Regions from separate parts of the Homo sapiens genome. Here all the other regions are linked to region 1. A link is a loop called in an ENCODE intact Hi-C map of the cell type or tissue named here. Cell type or tissue: endothelial cell of umbilical vein. All regions are shown on one strand.

What was found. Peaks named below come from ENCODE experiments on the same cell type or tissue, not always from the same donor. Only the 100,000 strongest peaks of a DNase experiment are listed, where the experiment ranks them.
Region 2: a loop joins it to region 1, with 8 times the contacts of the local background. A loop is called at or near these places in 32 of 110 quality-filtered maps.
Region 3: a loop joins it to region 1, with 4 times the contacts of the local background. A loop is called at or near these places in 31 of 110 quality-filtered maps.

The regions. Positions count from the first base shown.
Region 1 is chr12:98,487,593-98,495,592 of GRCh38, forward strand. It overlaps LINC02453 (long intergenic non-protein coding RNA 2453), which reads right to left. Exons shown (of 4, transcript NR_038383.1): 3 at 5,839-5,892. Among named protein-coding and RNA genes, the nearest start is that of TRD-GTC1-1, 12 kb to the right of the region's middle. RefSeq lists a silencer at 2,939-3,233. In endothelial cell of umbilical vein, a CTCF peak has its summit at 3,560 (motif pointing right); a DNase peak (open chromatin) is centred at 3,579; H3K27ac peaks cover 738 bases.
Region 2 is chr12:98,420,278-98,428,277 of GRCh38, forward strand. No RefSeq gene overlaps it. Among named protein-coding and RNA genes, the nearest start is that of TRD-GTC1-1, 79 kb to the right of the region's middle. In endothelial cell of umbilical vein, CTCF peaks have their summits at 2,846 (motif pointing left) and 4,730 (motif pointing right); a DNase peak (open chromatin) is centred at 4,694; H3K27ac peaks cover 1,108 bases.
Region 3 is chr12:98,436,636-98,444,635 of GRCh38, forward strand. No RefSeq gene overlaps it. Among named protein-coding and RNA genes, the nearest start is that of TRD-GTC1-1, 63 kb to the right of the region's middle. In endothelial cell of umbilical vein, no CTCF peak of the experiment used is centred here; DNase peaks (open chromatin) are centred at 2,956 and 3,566; H3K27ac peaks cover 1,870 bases.

The DNA.
Region 1 (8,000 bases):
GAACAAGAAGAGAGTACTCAAAGCCTATGATGGCCTTGTTGAGCTGCCAGACCAACCCCAACATCACTCAAGAGAATTGTTGTGAGTTAGAAATGGGAGAGAAGTTGGGCATGTGTTTCATGCCTATAATTCCAGCACTTTGGGAGGCCGAGGCAGGCAGATCACTTGAGGCCAGGAGTTCGACACCAGTCTGGCCAACCTAGTGAAACCCTGTCTCTACTAAAAAATACAAAACTTACCCGGGCATGGTGGCATGCCTATAATCCCAGCTACTCTGGAGGCTGAGGCAGAAGAACTGCTTGAAGCCGAGAGGCAGAGGTTGCAACAAGCTGGGATCACGCCATTGCACTCCAGCCTGGGTGACAGAAAGAAGCTTGTCTCAAAAAAAAAAAAAAAAAGAAAGAAAAGAGAAGAAAAAATGGGAGAAAGACTTTCCTCTCCATACCTTATACCTCCTGGTATCTGGTACTTTTTGAACTTTGTTCTGTGTGCATGAATTGCCTATTCAAATAAAACTGTAATGCCTGAGGTTTTTTTGTTTGTTTGTTTGTTGTTGTTTTTTTTTGAGATGGAGTTTCACTCTTGTTGCCCAGGCTAGAGTGCAATGGTGTGATCTCGGCTCACTGCAACCTCTACCTCCCAGGTTCAAGCAATTCTCCTGCCTCAGCCTCCCGAGCTGGGATTACAGGCGCATGCCACCATGCCAGGCTAATTTTGTATTTTTAGTAGAGATGGGGTTTCACCATGTTGGCCAGGCTGCTCTCGAACTCCTGACCTCAGGTGATCTACCCGCCTCAGCCTCCCAAAGTGCTGGGATTGCAGGCATGGGCCACCACGCCTGAGATCTTATCAATCAAGTATTTAAACCAAAAATATTTTACATCTACATTTTTTTAGTGGAAATACAATTTTAAAAAGCACAGTTTAGCCAGGTGCAGTGGCTCACACCTGCAATCCCAGCACTTTGGAAGGCTGAGGCAGGCAGATCACCTGAGGTCTGGAGTTCAAAACCAGTCTGGCCAACATGGCGAAATCCTGTCTCTACTAAAAATACAAAAAAAAAGAAAAAAAAAATCAGCCAGGCATGGTGGCGGACGCCTGTAATCCCAGCTACTCGGGAGGCTGAAGCAGGGAGAAATGCTTGAACCCGGGAGGTGGAGGTTGCAGTGAGCCGAGATCGTGGCACTATACTCCAGCCTGGGTGACAGAGTGAGACTCGGGCTCAAAAAAAAAAAAAAAAGGCACAGTTTGAGGGTGGGGGCTCGCACATGTAATCCCAGAACTTTAGAAGGCTGAGGAGGGAGGATCTCCTAAGCCCAAGAGACCAGGCTGGGCAACAAAGTGAGATCTCATCTCTATAAAAACCAAACAAAACAGTCTGGTGAAAAATGCGATAGAATGAAGTATATTATAGACAAAAGGGACCTTCAGTATCAACTCTCACATATTGATTGTCGATGAAGAAAAGAGTCAAACTCTGTAAAATATTTGAAGAGACTTATTCTGAGCCAAATATGAGTGACCATGGCCAGTGACACAGCCCCAGGAAATCCTGAGAACGTGTGCTCAAAGTGGTCGGACTACAGCTTTTTATTACACATTTTAGAGAGACAGAAGACATCAAAAAATACATGTAAGATGTACATTGGTTCAGTGAGGGTGGATGGGGCGCTTCTACATCATGAGTGAATTCAAAGATTTTCTGATTGGGAGTTAGTTGAAAGAGTTTATCTAAAGACCTGAAATTTATAGAAGGGAGTGCCTGAATTAAGATAAGGGGTTGCGAAAACCAAGGTTCTTGTTATGCAGATAAAGCCTCCAGGTAGCAGGCTTCAGAAAGAACACATTGTAATTATTTCTGGGTCTCACTCCATCACCCAGGCTGGAGTGCAGTGGTGCAATCTCAGCTAACTGCAGCCTCAACCTCCCAGGCTCAAGCCATCCTCGCACCTCTCAGCCTCTGGAGTAGCTGGGATTACAGATGCGCGCCACTACGTCCTGGTAATTTTTGTATTTTTAGTAGAGACAGGGTTTCACCGTGTTGCCCAGACTTATCTCGAACTCCTGGGCTCAAGCAACCCACCTGCCTCGGCTTCCCAAAGTGCTGGGATTACAGGAGTGGGCCACAGCACCAGGTCAGATTGTAAAACTTTTAATTTTTATTTATTTTTTTTATTTTATTTTATTTTATTTTATTTTTTGAGACGAAGTTTCGCTCTTGTTGCCCAGGCTGGAGTGCAATGGTGTGATCTCGGCTCACTGCAACCTCCACCTCCCAGGTTCAAGTAATTCTCCTGCCTCAGCCTCCCAAGTAGCTAGGATTACAGGCGCCCACACCCCCACCCCATGCCTGGCTAATTTTTGTATTAGCCAGAGATGGGGTTTCACCATGTTGGCCTGGCTGGTCTCGAACTCCTGACCTTCAGGTGATTCACCTGCCTTGGCCTCCCAAAGTGCTGGGATTATAGGCGTGAGTCACCATGCCCAGCCAAAAATTTTATTTTTTACCTTTTTAAGGTGCAAGACTCTCAGTAAATTCTCTCCTGGTTAAGGAAAAATATCTGGAAAGGGAAGGGGATTCTCTACTGAAAGTAGATTTTCCCCACAAGAGACACCTTTGCAGGGCCATTTCAAAATGTGTCAAAAATATATATATATTTTTTGGGGTAAACTACTTCAATTTACTTCAGGGCCTGCTGTCTGTCATGTTGGTATCTTACTGCTACAAAAAGCCTTCTTTGTCAGACTTATGTTAATGCTGGTCAGATGTGCCTGAATCCCAAAGGGACTCTGTCCCAAAGGGAGGAGAGTATAATGAGGCTTGTCTGACCACCTGTTCCCATCATGACATGAACTAGCGTTTCAGGTAACTTTGGAATGCCCCTGGACAAGGAGGCATCCATTCAACTGATTGGGGAGCTTAGAATTTTATTTTTGGTCTACATGGTAAAGCTTAAAGTTGCGGAAATCATTATCCTCAGTCAAGCTAAAGCCTAGGTATCCAGACCTCTCTTTCACCTAATTTATTTGCAATTAATCCAAAGTTCTAGGCCAGGCACAGTGACTCACACCTGTAAACCCAGTCCTTTGGGAGGCGGAAGCATGGAGGATCACCCGAGGCCAGGAATTCAAGGCTGCAGTGAGCTAAGATTGCACCACTGCTCTCCCGCCTGGGTGACAGAGCAAGACCCTGTCTCTAAAAGAAATTTTTAAAACAAATAACAAAGTACTGGTTTATGCTGTATTTATAAAACAACATATGTAGTAAGATTTTCTTAGTTTTAGAACCCAGAAAGCTGTGCCAAATGCTTTGAGAGTTGACTTATTTCCTATTAGGTTTTTTAAATACTTGCAGTCCAGATACTGCTTTTAATTTTTTAAAAAACAGTATCCATACTTACAGGCTCTGATTAAGTTTCAAAGACTAAGCCTGCCATGCTTGTCGGTGTGTGATTCCTTCCTCTAAGATTCCAGACATTCCCGTCTCCAGGCATCACTGTGTCGGGGGAGCGCTGTGTGAAAATGGCTGTGATCTTTGTGCGGTTTGTCCGGTTATACCTCACTGGGACACCAGAGGGCGCAAGGAGGGCCAGCACTTGTTTTTCTTTAAATCTCGAATCAAAGTCCATGCAGAGAACAACAAAAGACCCGGAACACAGGGGCCTTGAGACAAAGGGACTCAGGGGAAAAGGCTGCACGCCCTGTTTTACTGAAGTGGAATTTGCTTCTTCACCCTCCTCACCTCCTCACCTCCTCCCCACCTTAAGGAACTAGAAATAAACAACTTAAGCTGCAAAATAATGAAATCTGGCTAACAAGGAAAACCAAACTAGAATACATTACTCAACATGTCATAGGCTAAGAGGACTATCACAAATGTACATTTGAGCTATTTGCTTTGCCTAATATTAATAACTTTAAAGAAAATTTTATTGTTTGCTTTTCTGAGTTCAATATATGCACATAGTAGAAAATTTAGAAAAGGTGGAATAGCAAAAAGAACAGCGATCATCAACACACTCTTAACCCAGATATAACTACTTTTAATATCTTCAGCTACTTCTTTCCAGATGTTTTCTTCTTTCTTTCTTCCTTTTTTTTTTTTTTTTTTTTGAGACGGAGTCTCACTCTGTCCCCATGCTGGAGTATAATGGCGCGATCTAGGCTCACTGCAACCTCCGCCTCCCAGATTCAAGTGATTCTCCTGCCTCAGCCTCCCGAGTAGCTAGGATTATAGGCACCCACCACCACGCCCAGCTAATTTTTGTATTTTTAGTAGAGACGGGGTTTCACTCTGTTGGCCAGCCTGGTCTCGAACTCCTGACCTCAAGTGGTCCTCCCGCCTCAGCCTCCCAAAGTGCTGGGATTACAGGCATGAGCCACCGCACCCAGCCACCAGACGTTTCCAGTACTTACAAATGCATAGAAAAAAAATGGGATTCTGCGTGCTATTTTGTGCTGGTTCTCTTCTTATTTTCTAGATCACTAACTTCATTTTATTGATAAATTCTGATAATAAAACTTTGCTAATCATATGAGTTAATCACAGGTAGGAGAATAAGAAATTTCAAAAGCTACAGGCAGCTTTTTTCCCAAAATAGCAGCAACTTGAATGCCAGACCTGAGTCATGCATTTGAAGCAGAAGTTTTTCTGTTGCTTTGTGTTTAGAAAACACGGAAAGACTAAAGAAAAGGCCTGTCGCAGTGGCTCACACCTGTAATCCCAGCACTTTGGAAGTCCAAGGCGGATCACAAGGTCAGGAATTTGAGACCAGCCTGGTCAACATGGTGAAACCCTATCCCTATTAAAAATACAAAAATTAGCCAGGCATGGTGGCCCGCACCTGTAGTCCCAGCTAATCGGGCAGCTGAGGCATGAAAATTGCTTGAACTTGGGAGGCGCAGGTTGCAGTGAGCCAAGGTCACACCACTGCACTCCAGCCTGGGTGACAGAGTGAGACGGGTCTCAAAAAAAAAAAAAAAATCCAAAGAAAAGAAGTAGAAACTGTTCCATCCCACCCCAAACAGGCTGAATAATTTGTCCTTCTGGGTAGCCTGAGGACTGAATGCCAAAGGGCCAGGGGGTGTGGGTCACCAGGACCCTTTGTTCCTCACACTGGGGCTAGTGTTTGCCTCAAAGCTAGACAGATCAGTAAAGCTATTAACCGGGATAGGTCAGCAGGTGGTCAGTAGGGCAGGAAAAAAGTCAGGAAAACGGAGGTCACTGATCTCCTGTTGGGTTGGGGCCAATGTTGGCAGGCAGGTTCCTTAAAGGACAGGAAGCTTAGGCCAGCCCAGGAACAGATAACTCTAAGGAAAGTGATGGCAAGATCTGAGGCCCTGAAAACCTCTGAGGGACACCTAATCACTAAGCCCACAGATTCCTTAATTTACAGCAACAGATAAAGGTGATGTTCTCGGCCACAGGAATTTAGTTAAATCACTGGAGCTGTCTGGCCTCAGTTTCCTTATCTGTATAACGAAAGGATCAAGAAGATAGGTAAGGTTCCTGTCAGTTCCTCAAAGATTGTGATGTTTAATTCTCCCCAGTCATGCATTATAATGAAAGGTGAAGACATTTCCTGCCCCCTGCCACTCCAGTCCCCTAAGCAGCAGCCCCTCCACCATATACTCTTTCCCGCATTGCCACTTTTCCCAAATTGCCACATGCTCTGAGCCTTTGTATTAATGTTTCTCTGTTCCCTAAGTGCTGGAAAACATTTCCCCCATTCTTTTTCTAAGTTCATCATCATTCTTTGGTGGCCCAGCTAAAAATAGGTCTTTCTTTGACCACTCCAGCCCTTCCCTCTCTGTAATCCCGTAGTATTCTGCACATACCTCCATCACTTTCTACCTCTGTAGCCTTCATCTTCCAGTGCCTCAGTTTCCTCACTGTAAAAAGGAGAAAATTATTATAGCAAACTCATAGGATTTAAATAAGGATTAAATGGTATTAAATAAAATGTATAGTAAGTCATTGGTTTGAACTGAGTTCCTACACTAGGCCCAACAGACAAACCAAAATAGAGTCACTCATGCTGGAGTTCCACACCACTAAGCTGAAAATAAGTTGTTTATCTGACCTTCCAAGAAATCAGGAGGGGGCGGAGCATGGTGGCTCACACCTGTAATCTCAGCACTTTGGGACGCCAAGGCAGGTGCTGAGCTTGAGATCAGGAGTTCAAGACCAACCTGGGCAACATGGAGAGCCCCCACCCCCCAACACCACCACCATCCCTCTACAAAAAATACAAAATATTAGTGGCATAGTGACGCGTGCCTCTGATCCCAGCTACTCCAGAGGCTGAGGTGAGAAGACCGGTTCAGGCAGGGATTGCAATGAGCTGTGATCACCCCAGCCTGGGTGACAGGGCAAGACCCTGTCTCAAAAAAAGGAGAGAAAAAAAAGAGAGAAAGAAATCAGCAGCGAGATATAATAGTCAAATCCCCAAGCAGGTCAGTTTTCGCTGGAATGATAAGAAGGTCCACTCTGCTTTAACCTTTAAACGGAAAGTAACTTTAAAGCACCAATCCACTTTGTGTTTTCTGTTTCTGCTTTGCTCAACCCTTTTTTGTCTATAAAGCCAACCTTGGCCAGGCAAGGTGGCTTATGCCTGTAATCCCTGCATTTTGGGAGGCCAAAGCAGGTGGATCACCTGAGGTCAGGAGTTTGAGACCAGCCTGGCCAACATGGTGAAACCCCGTCTCTACTAAAACTACAAAAAATTAGTTGGGCATGGTGGTGGGCACCTGTAATCCCAGCTACTCAAGAGGCTCAGGCAGGAGAATCTCTTGAACCTGGGAGGCAGAAGTTGCAGTGGGCTGAGGTTGTGCCACTGCACTCCAGCCTGGGCACCAAGAGCGGAACTCTGTCTCAAAAATAAAATAAAAGCCAAACTCTTCTGTTCAGCTCATTGAAATACTCATTCTATTTTATGGAATGAGATGTTGCCTGATTTTAGAATCACAAATGGAAGCCAATTAAGATCTTTAAATCTGTTATAACTTTGTCCTTGGACAATGGTTAATATTATATAAGGCACTTGAAGCCTAAGGCATAGCAGGCTCTCCATCAGCATGAGCTATGCCTCCACCATAGCACTTACCAAATTGTATTGTAACTATCAGTTAAAAGTCCACCTCCCTCAAGAAATTTGAGTTCCTTGAGGGCAAGAAGTGAGTCTTACTAATTTTTTGTGCCCAATGCCTATCTCCATGCTTGGCACAAAAGATAAATCAATAAAGATTTATTTTTTTAAATAAGGAGGGAAAGAAAAGACTAAGTGTTAGTCGAGCTGAAGGGAGACAGACTTTTGCCTCTCAGTTTTTTGTTTTTTGCTTTTTTTTTGAGACAGAGCCTCGCTCTGTCGCCCAGGCTGGAGTGCAGTGGCGTGATCTCGGCTTACTGTAACCTACGCCTCCAGGGTCCCAGTTCAAGCAATTCTCCAGTAGCTGGGATTACAAGTACATGCCACCATGCCCAGATAATTTTTGTATTTTTAGTAGAGACAGGGTTTCACCATATTGGCCAACCTGGTCTTGAATTCCTGACCTCGAGGTCCACCCACCTCCTCTCAGTTTTAACTTTAAATTATTATTTAAATAAATTAGAGGCTGGGCCCAGTGGCTCATGCCTATAATCCCAGCACTTTGGGAGGCCAAGGCAGGCAGATGATTTGAGGTCAGGAGTTTGAGACCAGCCTGACCAACATGGTGAAACCCCGTCTCTACTAAAAATACAAAAAACTTAGCCGGTCGTGGTGGTGCACACCTGTAATCCCAACTACTCAGGAGACTGAGGCAGAAGAATCACTTGAACCCAGGAGGTAGAGGATGCAGAGCCGATACGGCGCCAGTGCACTCCAGTTTGGGCAACAGAGTAAGACTCTGTCTCAAAAAATAATAAATAAATAAATAAATAAATAAATAAAGACTGGGGAATAGTGAAGTATGAGCATCCCGAATATCTTCCCCACCCCTCACTTTAATAATTTAAACAT
Region 2 (8,000 bases), 67 kb before region 1:
ACCTGCAGGCACAAGCAGGGCGCTTGGAGGCCCAGATAAGCAGCCTGGAACAGGAGTTAGCAATGGCTGTTAGTGCGATCTTCAGCCAGTCGTCCCAGTCAGACACTTCTGTTGGATCTGATGCTAAGGAGGAGGGGCTCCTTCCCTGCGGGCTCGCCCTGTGATCCGTCAGAAGGTAGAACATGAGGAGCCGATGGGACCCCAGGGGAGAGCCCAGGACCCCCCACAACAGTGGTGGAACACACTTCTTATAGTGCTTATACCCCCACTGAGTTGCAGGAGTTGAGTAAACAGTGTTGGCAGCGCCCAGGGGAGCCCCTGCCAGCCTGGCTACTCCGTTTTTGGGATGAGGGGGCTGATAGCATTTCTTGCTCTGCCTCCGAGATGGAGAAGCTGGCCTCTATTACAACTCACTCCTCCCTTCGTCAGACACTGCAGCTGTGCCAATCATTGGCACACGGGCAAGGTGTGGACATTAATAGAGTGGCTGATGGCAGCCATATGGACTGTTTGGAATGATGCCAGAGAGATATCAAAAATTGTGAGTAAATGGCAATCATATTCTGATTTGGTGCAGGTACTCTGGGAGATGGGCAGGTGACAGGCTATGTTTTATCTGAATATCCAGGGGCCAGAACGTTTTACCTCCCACATGAGGGATCTTGTGCTGGGCTCAGCGCCCCCGAGTGCTTTTGGCTAGAGTGCTTTTAGCACCCCCATATATGGGGCACCGCATATATGAAGTGACTACTGGCTGAGGTAGTAGACACAACACAGAGAAGCTCCCCACCTGGCTCTCAGCTACTATTGTTTGTGTAGGGTATAAATGTAACGCTGACCCTGTGAGGGGCTGCTGAATTGGCTTGTAGGCGATTGGCCCATTTGGGGCTAAGCGATGTGGCAAGACCTCTGGGAAATAGGTCATCAGAAATAGGTAACTATTATGTGTCAGGTCATGTGCCTTTGGCCACCCCCTGTAATGTTGAGGCGGATGCCTTAGCCAAGGTCTGATGGTTAGAGTCGGCACCTACACAAGATGTAGCTTTGTGGCTACACAGGAAACTGGGACAGTTTCTGAACTGATGTACTGAACTGATGTAACAGGTCAGTAGGTACTGGGGTCTGTCTTTGCCTTCGCAGGACACTTTGGAGGCCTGCCGGAAGTGCCAGGCATGCGCCCAGGCATACCCCAGACGGAGACAGCTGCCCACTGTAACACAGCGAGTGACGGTAGGATGGATGCCCTTGACCAGATGGCAAATAGATTACATTGGGCCACTTCCAAAAGCGCAGGGCTACACATATGCACTGACGGCTGTAGACACAGCCTCTGGCTTGTTGTTTGCCTACCCTTGCAGGGTGGCTAACCAGCAACACACCATTTGAACCCTGCAATACTTATGTGCTCTATATGGCCAACCCCTGGCTGTTGAAAGTGATAGGGGAACACGTTTCACTGGACAGCAGGTATAACAGTGGGCACTACAGATGGACATATGATGGGGGTTTCATGTTCCTTATAACCCACAAGCCACTGATTGAGCGATATAATGGACTCTTGAAGAACGGGTTACGGTAGCATGTTACTCCCCCATCTTTGCGGGGCTGGAGTTCAAGGTTGGACCTGGTGCTTCAAATTTTGAATGAGTTGCCACAGAAAGGCGGCCCAGCCCTGGTGGAGGCACTGTTACACCAGGCCGCCATGCCCGTCCATCTATACACATCTAGGATGACCTCCTCCGGCCAAGTATGGGGACAAATAGTAATCTATTGTTGCCTGCCCCAGTGCTCCTGAAGACAGGGGAACAGAAATCCTGGTGTCAGCCATGGAACCTCCAAGCCCTTAGGGGAGGGCCTGCGGTATGACTTACATGTTACTCCTTGGGTATTTAATGTGTATGTAGCCTCTACGATTGACCGTCATAGGGGAACAGCCAGGGAAGGGACCCTCCTTGGGGGGATATATGTACTGTCTGTGTGGCCTGTTGTGAGCTCTCCTGTGACTTTGGCACAAGTACAAGACCCAAAAGAACCACGGGGAGCCGAGAAGGTGTGGTTTCATCACCCAGGGCAGAAGCCCTTGGTGGCTGCATCGTTATCCAGAGATGAAAAGTTAGCCTGTATGTTGCCTGAGGGACGTGACTTGCCCTGTTAGTTCCTGTGCCTGTTTTGTCATTCCAGTGGTAGATTGGCGGCTCCAACAGCATCGTAGACTGGGCCCACACCTACGCCGAGGTGACCAATGTCTCCAACTGTTGGATCTGCACCGCCCTTCCAGCAGCAGCTGCAGACAGCTGGCCCTGGCATGTGCATCCAGCTTCTGTGAAGAACCGGACATAGCTAGAGACTTGAGGTCCCACAGACAATGCGTGGGATGCAACACAGTGGGCTTTGGATGGGGGCATGGCAAACCCCATGGCGAGCCTGCCCCCTGGCTGACTCGCAGTGTCCATGATGAATGGGGCTGGTTAATGGGAAACACATAGTGCCCCCATTGCAGGTACCATGATGTATAGAGAAGCACTGGGGTAATGTCACTGTAGGATGGTTGCCTGCTGAGGTTTGTGCAAATAAAACATGTGTCACCACACCAAGGGTGTGGAGGAACAAGCGACCTTACCAAGGCCGGGCCCCCATGGACTTTGTGCCCCCTGGGAATTTATGGGTCTGTGGGGACACAGGATGGCCAAATCTGCCAGCCAATTGGACTGGACGTTGTACCTGGGGGTGGCCTTATGTGCCTGCCATCATGCTTCCCACATTGCCTAGTTGCCCACATAATTGGGAGGCACTGCATTCCCACTTTTTCTGAGTGCAGGGCACCCCCTGGTGGTTTTATCCCTTAGCAATACGTATCCCTGGAGCAGGTGTCATTACTTTGGAAAAGCAGGTTACAGCCTTTGCAGAGCACACAGCTGGGGCCCTAAATTACACCCAAGTTGCTCTCCTTTTGTTAACTAATGAAGTTGACCAGGTCAGGAAGGTGGTGCTGCAAAACACGATGGCCTTAGACATAGCCTTAGACATGCAAGGACATAGGTGGCCCCTGTGCCTTGTAGGGACACAATGTTGTACATTTATCCCTGAAAACCACTGGAATGTAACGGCAGCTTTGCAAGGGGTGTCATAGGAGATTAAGGCAATTGAGCACCTTACTGATGACCCCCTACAGAGATGGTGGGCGTCTTTTGGGCTCTGGCCTATGTTGGGCTCTCATAATCATAAGTAGCATAGCAGGATATTCCTGGTAGGTTGTTGCTCTCTGTGTGGTTGCTGTGGCCTATGGGTCCAGGGTACTGCCATATGTGCACAGGTCCCCACCAAGAGGATCCCCTTGGCCTAGAGGATGGAGTGTAAGGAACATGGCTGTGCTGTAGCCAAGCAGGCATAGGGCAGCAGGCATAGGCCAAGGTAAACAGCCTAAATGACTCAGAGGGATTGGGGTGCACGCGCACACTCCCATGTCTCATACAATCATAGCCATGTAGACACAACATAGAGAAGCTCCCCACCTGGCTCTCAGTCACTAATGTCTGTGTAGGTATAAATGTAACACTGACCCTGTGAGGGGCTGCTGAATAAAGCCATGTCTCATCTACCTGCTGTTTCTTGAGTGTTCTTCCACTTTCCTGCCCACATCCGCCCATACCCCTCAGCCCTCAGCTGGCGCTGGAACCTGGCCCTGAGCATGACAGAGAGGCTGAGGCAGGAGGATTACTTTAACCCAGGAGATGGAGACCAGCCTGCGCAATATAGTGAGACCCTGCCTCTATAAATAATAAAAAAAAATTAGCCAGGCATGGTGGCACATACCTGTGGTCCCAGCTATTCAAGAGGCTGAGGTAGAACAATTGCTTGAGTCCAGGAGTCCAAGGCTGCAGTGAGCCGTGGACATGCCATTGCACTGCAGCCTGGGCAACAGAGTGAGACCCTGTCTCAAAAAGAAAGAGACAAGTTGAGAATTAAAAAGGAAAATTACATCTCACATTTAAGAATGATTGAAAAGAGGTTACATTTATAAAGTTAATTGATAGAGTCAAGTAGGAGTTGTGAATTTGCAGCATGAAGAGATAAAATTGTCAAGGCAATATTCCAAGTACTTATGTATCTTTGTTAAGCAAAGATACATTTACTTATCACTACTCAAGTCATAATTACACAACTCAAGTACATTATCATCTCTATCTAGAGCTTTGTCCAGGGAAAAAGAGATTCTCAGAAAACAGGACTCACCTGTGCTTCACCACATCTTGACAACATTATTATTTTACCCACACAGGGGTTAATATGTGTTCTGGAAACTGACCATATTCTTTATAAGTAATCCACAAAAAACTGAGACAAGGAAGGTTCAGAAATATATTTCTGAATATTGCCCTTCCCATATGGCCCTGCTTCGGTTCATATAACTCCATGTTATATGTTTCCAGCAGAATCTTTTGTTTTAAGACCTTCCACTGCAACAAGGCAATTTATAGACAAGCCTGTCTGTGAACAGGTGACGGGCTGGACACGGACTAGCCATATAGCATGAAACCCTTCTGCAACACTAACCACCTCACGTATAATGGAATTTGGCTTTGGCAGTTAAATCTTGGACTCATTCCAGAAGATTTAGTTCAGGAAATACCACAGGTTCTCACGACCGTGCAGCAGCTTCACTTTTAAGGCCAGACGGGGTTTAGTGTCAGGAATGCAGACACCGGGTGTCAGAAAATTTCCAGACGGCCACCAGATGGCCTCACTGTTCAGAACCACATTATACTGTATGTTTAAGTTACAGTTTTAGTCCTTGAAGCCAGATGATGGGCCCAGATGTATATTTTAAAGGTTGCTATTAAAATCATAATCATCAAGTGACAGATTTTTTTGTTATTCACTAGGTTTTTAACCTAGTTTACCAATAACAATGCGGGTGTCTAATTTCTAGAATCTCCAGGGGAAGGAAATAGAATATTACACATTTTTTACTCTAATCTTAGAGCCAAAGTATTTCCTGTACAATGTTATATACTTTTGTTGAGTTTCCTTGGAATCTGGATGACATTATTGACCATAGTGATCAACCTACTATTTAATGAGTGTATTTTTTAAAAAGTGATATGCTGAAAGTCCTTTAAACATATTATAAATTGTTTCTGCAAAAGGTTGCAATTAGTTTTAGACTAACAGACAAGATGAGAATATCCATCACCTGTACTTCATCATCATTCAGTATATCAATTTTTTTTTTTTTTTTTTGAGATGGAGTCTCACTCTGTCACCCAGGCTGGAGGGCAGTGGCACGATACTGACTCACTACAACCTCTGCCTCCTAGGTTCAAGCGACTCTCCTGCCTCAGCCTCTGAAGTAGCTGAGATTACAGGCACCTGCCACCGCACCCAGCTAAGTTTTCTATTTTCAGTAGAGACGGGGTTTCACCATGTTGACCAGGCTGGTCTCGAACTCCTGACCTCAGGTGATCCGCCTACCTTGGCCTCCCAAAATGCTGGGATTACAAGCTTGAGCCACTGCGCCTGCCCCAGTATATCATTTTTTTTAATATTTATTTTGTGTACAATATTCCCTAGGGTTTGGGTGAAATCTCATATCACATGCTATGAGCTAGGGAATCAGCTTAATTGGAAAAAGAAGAAATTTTCAAGGCCAGGTTCAGCTTGACAAAAGCCCCCCGCAGTTGCTCCTGTAATCTATAAAGAGGCATATCAGGGATGTTGGCTGGCTCTTCCTCCTTCTATGATAAGCATGAGAGAACAGCCTTATCAGTATACCAAGCAGTGTGGTTTAGGGTTGCCTGCTATTTACAAGAGTTATTTAGAATGCCAGACACTCAGCACCTAGGGACTCTGGAGCCTGTAGGATGTTTCAGCCCATTGCCAACATGTCCTCGGCAGGGAATGAAAGCACCAGTTACATGAGAAGACGAGCTTGGGCACTGCCCCTCCAACTGAGAGAAGGGCAAGACCCCGAGTCCTAATTACCCTTTGGCCAGGCCACCCAGATAAGCTCACTGGGTTATGTGGGACAATTATACTCCCTGCATAAAATTTAGCCATTTGATTAAGCAAAAAGCAGAAATAAACATTTTTACTTTTATTTCTTTGATTACTAACTTATATGTGCTTTTTTACATTTTTATTGACCAGTTGTATTCTTTCAGTGATAGATTTATACACTTTGCCCACTTTTCTTTGGAGATATTAATATTTTACTCTTTAATTCATAAAATAATTATTATATAGAATGTCTTTTAATCCAATAAGATCACCATGTAGTTTTTCTTGTTAGATCTATTGATAACATATTTTGCATTAATACAGAGAATATTTGTTGATTGTTTCCTCAGTATCCACACTCGCCCCTTCCCTGTAGTATCCTAATGCTTGTTTGGGGATCCAAGTGGTACCAGAAAAGCTGATTAGACCCCCAACTCCAGGTGGGACATAGACCTTGACCAACCAAGTCATGGCCCTCACCAACACGGTTGGTATAAGGGTGAGCATGTGACCCAAATCATTCTAATCAGGGGAAAACTCAAGATTCTTGCTATAAATGCTGACACAGAGAGACAATCCCTACTTCTTGCTAAATAAAAATATTGAAGCACACAACCTCAGAAGCCACTGGCAGCCAACCTGGGGACTCGGTTTAGGATGAAAGTCATAGCAAAGAAGACAGGGCAGATAATAAATAGTTTTTGGCATAATATTATGGAGCTACCAGATCAAGCCTCACCTGAGGGGACCCTACTAATGGATATTTTAGTTCCATGAAGCCAAGAAGATATACTGAGCAGTACACACTGGAATAGCCATCCCTGTCATCCATGGGTGACATCATTCTTTTTTTTTTTTTAATTTTATTTTAAGTTCGGGGGTACATGTGCAGGATGTGCAGGTTTGATACACAGGTAAATGTGTGCCATCCCCTAGGTATTAAGCCCGTCATGCATTAGCTATGTTTCCTGATGCCCTTCTCTCACCCCTCCCCCTCCCCCGACAGGCCCCAGTGTGTGTTGTTCCCCTCCCTGTGTCCATGTATTCTCATTGTTCAGCTCCCATTTATAAGTGAGAACATGCAGTATTTGGTTTTCTATTCCTGCATTAGTTTGCTGAGGATAATGGCTTCCAGCTTCATCCACGTCCCTGCAAAGGACATAATCTCGTTCCTTTTTATGGATGCATAGTATTCCATGGTACACATGTACCACATTTTCTTTATCCAGTCTATCACTGATGGGCATTTGGGTTGATTCCATATCTTTGCTATTGTGAATAGTGCTGCAATGAACATACATGTGCATGTATCTTTATAACAGAATGATTTATATTCACATCATTCTTATTACTCAGATGCCTACTCTAATTGGTTAATACCTATGCTGTAGTGGCTGTTAAATATTTTTAATATCATCCTTATATGTACCAGGAATTATCCTTTATTATTAAGCTAGTTTGAGTAAGGTTTGGCTTTTGGGTTTTGTTGTGTTTTTTTCTTTTTCATCTACAGCATATTCAGTAGTACCTCTAAGACACCGATTTTTTCAAAGTTTAATAGAAGCTTTCATTAGGCTGGGGCTGGTGGCTCACACTTGTAATCCCAGCACTTGGGGAGGCTGAAGTGAGAGAATTGCTTGAGGCCAGGAATTCAAGACAAGCCTGGGCAACATAGTAAGACCCCATCTCTACAAAAAAATTTCAAAATTATCCAGGTGTGGTACTGTGCACCTGTAGTCCTAGCTACTTCGGAGGCTGAAGGAGGAGAATCACTTGAACCCAAGAGTTGGAGGTTACAGAGGGCTATGATTGTGCCACTGCACTACAGCCTGGGCAACAGAGTGAGAGCTTGCCTCAAAAAATAAAAATAATAACAATAGCAGCCGGGCGCGGTGGCTCACGCCTGTAATCCTAACACTTTGGGAGGCCAAGGCGGGTGGATCACGAGGTCAGGAGTTCAAGACCAGCCTGGCCAATATGGTGAAACTCCGTCTGTACTAAAA
Region 3 (8,000 bases), 51 kb before region 1:
TATATATATATATATATATATACACACACACAAAATATGTGTGATTCAACTGTTTATGTCATCAGTAAGGCTTCTGGTAAACAGTGAGCTATTCGTAGTTAAGTTCTGGGGGAGTCAAAAGTAATTTAAAAATTTTCAATTCTCCAGGGTCAGCAACCCTAACTCCCACATTGTTCAAGGGTCGGCTGTAGACAGACCCACATCTACATCTATGTATACAAACTGGAGCTAGTTCAGGGTACAATGGCCCAGACTAGTTTGAAGCTATTTTAGGGCAAAGCCCGTAGTTTTAAGCAGAAGGACTTAAACCCATAACATATGGGGAACAGTTGATAGAATTAAAGATGCCCATTGTAAAGAAGAAAAGATTTGGTGGCAGGAGTGGAGGGTGGGGTTCCAGTGGGAGTATAAATATAATGGTCTTCATATATTTGAAAGCTATCATATAGAAGGGAAATTGGCCTTGTTCTAAATGGCATATATAAGGTAAGAACCAGAACCAATAGGTGGAAGCTTTAAGAAAGCAAATGTGGACCTTCTAATGGAGGTGGCCCCATTTAGGTCAGACCACCACTGGCAGTGTCTTCGTGCGAATAATGAACAGCAGGGATTTTGATGGAGGGTATTTGAGAATCCACAGGATGATTCATCTAGAAGACCTTTAATGTCCTTCCCAATCTTAAAATTTAATGATGCAAAGAAAGATTTAGGAGGAAACTATGAAAACATGACAACTAAATGTAATGTGGGACCAAAGGTTGGATTCTGACCACAAAAAGAACATTCGTTAGGAAAATTGAGGAACCTCAAAATTTGAATAAGGTCTATAGATTGGTTAATAATATTGTATCAGCCAGGCGCAGTGGCTCATGCCTGTAATCCTAGCACTTTGGGAGGCTGAGGCAGGTGGATCACCTGAGGTCAGGAGTTCGAGACCAGCCAGGCCAACATGGTGAAACCCTGTCTCTACTAAGACTACAAAAATTAGCTGGGAGTGGTGGTAAGAGCGTGTAATCCCAGCTACTAGGGAGGCTGAGGCAGGAGAATTGCTTGAACCCGGGAGGCAGAGGTTGCAGTGAGCTGAGATCAAGCTACTGTACTCCAGCCTGGGCGACAGACGACAGACTCTGTCTCGAAGAGACTGTCTCAAAAAAAAAAAAAGTATCAATGTTACTTACTTTCCTAGTTTTAGTAGTTATATTATGGTTATATAAGAAGTGAACATTAGGAGAAGCTGAAGGAAGAATATATGGGACTCACTGTACTATTTTTGCAACTTTTCTGTAATCATAAAATTATTACAAAATAAAAACTTTTTAAACACTATCTCTGCTATTTATTAGCATCATTGTATTGCACAAGTTGGTTAACTTCTCTGACATACAATTTCCTTATTTTTGTAGAATAAAGATAAAATTCCTGTATTGCAGAATTGTTAGAATTAAATGAAAGAATATTGCAATGCACTTTGTCAGAGTGCCTGCACATAGTGACTGTTCAATAAAGGTGATTATTACTTTAAAAAAATTAAATAACAATATCAAAAACTTTAAAAACAAGTCTATAATACCAAAGTTCTAGACAATAGTGTGTTGCCCACCTATTCCTCAGGACTAGCCTCTCTGGAATTTACCTAAAATTATTGTTTACTTATTAAGTTTATCAAATGAGCTAAGCTCATTAGTGTACAAACAGAAAACAGTTTCATGTTTCTCTGATAACCCCTTCAGAATATGATACATCACAGCATCCTTCCCCAGCTCTGGGCAATATCTTGGGCTTATCTCATAGATTTTGAAATTACTTTCAAGAATGAAAACTCATTAAACATTTCTATTAAAAACTTCAGGCCAGGCACCGTGGCTCATATGTGTATTCCCAGTGCTTTGGCAGGCCAGGGTAGGGGGATTGCTTAAGGCCAGGAGTCCAACACCAGCCTGGGCAACATAGCAAGACCCCATCACTACAAAAAACTTAAAATTAGCTTGGTATGGTGGTGCATTCTTGCAGTCCTAGCCACTCAGGAGGCTGAGGCAGAAGGATCTCTTGAGCCTAGGAGTTTGAGGTTATAGTGAGCTATGATCAGACCACTGCACTCCAGCCTGGGCAATTGAATGAGACCCTGTCCCTGAAAATAAAAGGAAAGAAAAAAAAATACTTCAATCGTGTACTCAGTGCAGTCTCAGCCTGGTGTGGTGACCTACAGCATGGGAAGGAGGAACTGTCTGCTCTTCTTCCAACTCTTTCACATGGCTCCCTCTTGCTCTGCTGTGTCTGGGCTCTCCAGGGTCCAGTCAGGGAGCAGGGGGATTAAGGGAAGAAGGGCAAATATATCTTTGTGGCAGATGCTCTTGTAATACAGTATACCATGGCCTTGCAGTAGGAGGAGCCCAGATGCTGGCTCTCTCCAATGGGAAGCATTTGTGGGGCTTTTGAAGGCTCTCTGTGGGGACCATCTGGCTGAAAAACTCCCTTCAAAGTCAGTGCACTCTCCCACTTCTCCCAGAAGTTTCTTTTTTTTTTTGAGACAGAGTCTCCTTCTGTTGCCCAGGCTGGAGTACAGTGGTGCAATCTCAGCTCACTGCAACCTCCTCCTCCCAGGTTCAAGAGATTCTCCTGCCTCAGCCTCCCGAGTAGCTGGGATTACAGACATGCGCCATCACACCCAGCTAACTTTTGTATTTTTAGTAGAGATAGGGTTTTGTCATGTTGGCCAGGCTGGTTTCAAACTCCTGACCTCAAGTGACCACCCACCTTGGCCTCCCAAAGTGCTGGGATTACAGGCATGAGCCACCATGCCCAGCCTTCTCCCAGAAGTTTCTTGCAAATTTCTCAGCTCCTGCTCAGAAGTACAGCATATAACAGCTCATTGCTGGAGTCCCTTCACCCCATAGGCAGCACTTCTGATTCAAGGCCAGCTGTTTTCCATTGTAGTGCCTCGGAAACGCATGCCCTCACCACTACAAATTCTGGCTGTGTAAACAGGTTCCACTATGACCCTCTCATTTAGGATTCCCTGGTGGTTTCAACCAACACCCACCCCCCCAAATTCCAGACTCACCAGGCAGGAAGCAAACCCTAGTTTCCATTCATTTATGTCCCTAAATGCCGGAAGACACAAACCCACTCCTTCATAATCTCTCCTCCTCCACTCTACTCCAATCCCAGGACACCACAGGAGCCCTGAACTCTCTCAAGAGTTTCCCCAGAGGAAGAGAACAGGAAATGCCATGACACTATCCCTACCCCAAGGCCACTTTCTAATCCCCTTCCTCCTTTTCAGCTGGAGGATATGACTGAGGTTGATAATCACCATACTAGTTTTGCTGTCGCTTCATAATTTCTGCATGGATATGTCTGTGCTAATATCCTATTCAGAAATCTGGGGATAATTATCACCTCTTGCTCTCAACTTTGGGGATTCAGATAAAATTTCAAGACACCATGAAAAGTCCCATTTGATATTCTGTTACACTTAAAACACACCATGACGCTTTCCATATGAGCTCTCCGCCCTCGTCAGGGCTGTCTGCAGATGACACAATGGGAAACAGAGAAGCTGTGACTATTGGCAGAGTACTGCGTCTGGGCTGCTGAGATAAGACTTTTGGAAAGATTCAAACCACAGGCTTTTGCAATAGTTACACAATCACTTCCACCCCACCCTCAAGCTGAATGTCTTCCAGAAAGCAGAACATTCTTTAGGAGGTGATTATATAACTAAAACAGAAAAGGTTGTAACTGATGTGTGGGAATATCATTTAAGGGTTTGAAAATATATCAAATCAGAATGAAACACTTAATTAGGACAGGATAGCTTTTTATAGTTAAAGGTGATGCTGTAGAGAGGGGATTTAAATCATTCTGAATTACCCAAGGACTACCTTATGGAAACTACAGGGAAGCCAGTTTGGGACTCAAAAATATGCATTCATTCATTCACTCATTCATTCACTGAGTTCCTGCAAGGCTTCAGGCTCTGAGTTGGGGCTGATGTTGACGCAATGGTTAAGATTTGTTCCCTGCCCTCAAAAGAACTCAAAGAAAATCTCCATAACAGAATAAGGTGCCACCAGAGAAGAAATCATTATTCGAAAAAGATACTTGCACACGCATGTTTATAGCAGTACAATTTACAACTGCAAAATCGTGGAACCACCCCAAATGCCCATCAATTGATGAGTGGATAAAGAAACTGTGGTATATATATATATATATATATATATATATATATATATATATATATATATATATATATATGATGGAATACTATGCAGCCATAAAAAGGAATGAATTAACAGCATTTGCAGTCACCTGGATGAGACTGGAGACTAATACTTTAAGTGAAGTAACTCGGGAATGGAAAACCAAACATCGTAAGTTCTCACCGATATGTGGGAGCTAAGCTATGAGGATGCAAAGGCATAAGAACGATACAATGGACTTTGACGACTTGTGGGAAGACAGAGAGGGGTGAGGGATAAAAGACTACCACTATGGTGCAGTGTATACTGCTTGGGTGATGGGTGCACCAAAATCACACAAATCACCCCAAAGAATTTACTCATGGCCGGGCGTGGTGGCTCACGCCTGTAACCCCAGCACTTTGGGAGGCCAAGGTAGGCAGATCACCTGGGGTCAGGAGTTTGAGACCAGCCTGGCCAACATGGTGAAACTCCGTCTCTACTAAAAATACAAAAATTAGCCAGGTGTGGTGGCGGATACCTGTAATCCCAGCTACTCAGGAGGCTGAGGCAGAAGAATCACTTGAACCCAGGAGGCAGAGGTTGCGGTGAGCCGAGACCGCACCATTGCACTCTGGCCTGGGCAACAAGAGTGAAATTCCATCTCAAAAAAAATTTAAAAAGAGAACTTAGTCACATAAGCAAATACCACCTGTATTCCAATAACTTATGGAAAATTTTTGAAAATTAAAAAAGAAAAAGAAAAAAATTTTTTTAATCATTAAAAAAACTCATTTACATATTTTTTTAAAAAATAAGTACTGAGATCCCCTAAGGATCTGCCATATATGTATCCTGGAAGACCAATGAAGAGGGAGGATTCAAGTTCAAAGAGCAGGAGAAGAGAAGCAGTGAAACAACTGATCTTTAGGGTGCCTTCTATCCTTGCAAACCTGAGGCTCTGTTTGTGCTCTGGAACGCTCAGACATAAGCCATGATGTCCTGCTGGCTATGTGCTGAAGGAGCTGACTTGGTCCGTTGGATGTTTGCTGCACAGGAGGTTTTTGCAGAGTAGGACTGGCTAGGTTAAAAAAAAAAAAAGAAAGAAAGGAAAAAAAATAGCTCTCAACTTCTAGCTCCTCCTACCTAGCTAATCCCAGAGCATCTAGCAAGTGAGACAAGAGGTAGAGAGTGGGGCTGGGCATGATGGCTCATGCCTGTAATCCCAGCACTTTGAGAGGCTGAGGCGGGTGGATCACCTGAGGTCGGAGTTCACAACCAGCCTGGCCAACATGGTGAAACCCTGTCTCTACTAAAAATACAAAAAAAATGAGCCAGGCATGGTGGTGGGTGCCTGTAATCCCAGCTACTAGGGAGACGAGGCAGGAGAATTGCTTGAACCCGGGAGGCAGAGGTTGCAGTGAGCCAAGATCGCGCCATTGCACTCCAGCCTGGGCAATAAGAGCAAAACTCAGTCTCAAAAACAAACCAACAAACAAAAAAAGGTGGAGAGTGGAAGAAAAAGGCAGATCTTACCTCCTCCTTTCCTACTTCAAGCCTCTGGGAGAACATGGGAGGAGAGGTTTATAATTAGAGATGTGATTAAAGTTTTTATTTTGATTAAATAAAATTAATTTCAGACAGGCAATAGAACCAACAGTGCATAGTCCAACATCAGAGGTGTGTTCACTAAAATGCAGAGGACAATCAGTAACAGGAGTTCCATCAAGCAGACCTCATGCAGGCAGAGGGAATTCAGGTAGCTGGTGAGGAACGGAAATGCTTAAAAATGGTCTACATGTGCTTGCACTGAAACACACAACAAGGGACAAAGATTTGTGAAATGTGTCCAACAATGCTAAATGAGACTTTTCCTGCCTCTACATTGTGACTAAGAGAGTAAGATCTGGACACATCAAGAAATCCACCTCCAGCCTAGAGCCTATATATAAGAAAGAGTGAGGACAACAAAGTTGTCAATCCGTGGTATAAAAAAACATGCTGTTGGCCGGGGGCAGTGGCTCACACCCATAGTCATGATTACAGTCCCAGCACTTTGGGAGGCCAGGCGGGTGGATCACCTCAGGTCAAGAGTTTGAGACTAGCCTAGCCAATATGGTGAAACCCCATCTCTACTAAAAATACAAAAATTAGTTGGCATGGTGGTGCATGACTGTAATCCCAGCTATTCGGGAGGCTGAGGCAGGAGGATCACTTGAACCCGGGAGGCAGAGGTTGCAGTGAGCCAAAATCGCACCACTGCACTCCAGCCTGGGCGACAAGAGTGAGACTCCATCTCAAAAAGAAAAAAAAAAAAAAGAAAAGAAAAAGGAAAACATTCTGCTGCCTTCCCAAACCATGCAGGAGGAGTCGCAAGAGAAGCAATGGTAGAGAATGGAAGCAGACAGTCCCTGCCAAAAAAAGAACACCATCTCACCATCCTCTTACCTGCCTGCTTACTAAAAGGCAGAACTGGTAGACCCAGTGAGAAAATCTGAGAGTACATTAGTTTTCTACTGCTGCCATTAAAAAATTGCCACAAATTTAGTGGCTTAAAACAACACAAATGTATATCTGTAGAACAGAAATCTAGTAGGGATCTCTAAATCTAAATCTCTAGTAGGAATCTAAAATCAAGGTGTCAGCAAACTAAGCGGACTTCTAGAAGCTCTATGGAATAATCTGTCTCCTGATCAGTTAGGTTGTTGGCAAAATTCAATTACTTGCAGTTGTGGGATTGAGATACATGTTTTCTCTTTTTTTTTTTTTTTTTTTTTTTCTCAAGACAGAGTCTCACTCTGTTGCCCAGGCTGGAGTGCAATGGCGCAATCTTGGCTCATTGCAAACTTCACCTCCTGGGTTCAAGCGAGTTTCCTGCCTCAGCCTCCCAAGTAGCTGAGATTACAGGTGCCTGCCACCTCGCCTGGCTAATTTTTGTATTTTTAGTTGAGACAGAGTTTCACTATGTTGGTCAGGCTGGTCTCGAACTCCTGCCCTCAAGGGATCCACCCGCCTTGGCCTCCCAAAGTGCTGGGATTACAGGCATGAGCCACCACACCTGGCCGAGATACATGCTTTCTTGTTGGCTGTAGCTCAGGGCCATTATCAGCTCCTAGAGGCTATTCACTGACTTGGCCTGTGGCTGTCTTCCTCCATCTTCAAGTCAGCAATGGTGGGGAACGTATTTCTCATGTCATATGTCTCTGCCCTTTTTCTGTAGTCACATCTCTCTCCCTGACTATAGCCATCTAAAAAGGTGCCCCACTTTTAAGGACACCTGTGGTGAGTTAATTAGACTGGGGCCACATAGATAATCCAGGATAATCTCCCCCACTCAAGGTCCATAACCTCAATCACATCTGCAAAGCCCCTTTTGCCAGGTAAGGTAACATATTCACAGGTTCCAGAGATCAGGGTGTGGACATCTGTGAGACACAATTATTCTGCCTACCACAGAGGACTGACCTGTGTTCCCTGGAGTTCGGGAAGTGCAGAGACTGGTGCCTGATTCTCCCCTAGAAAAGTCCAAGAGGGAGAGGCTGGCTGGCGCTGTCTATAATGAAGAAGAAAGAGAGAGCATCACACTTTCAGAGCTTAGTGAGGCAAAATGCAGAGCAGATGCTGCAGAGACCCCACCCAAGAAGGCTGCTGACCAGTGTCCAGCCAGAAAGAGGTGACGTACTGTAAACTGCTGAAGTAGGGACGAGGGCATGTCATAAGAGGGCAGCAAGAGAGGACCTCACCATATCAGGAAATTTTGCGCTATCAGAGGTCTCCAACAGAGAGTCTCCAAAGAACCCACAAAACCCCTTATTG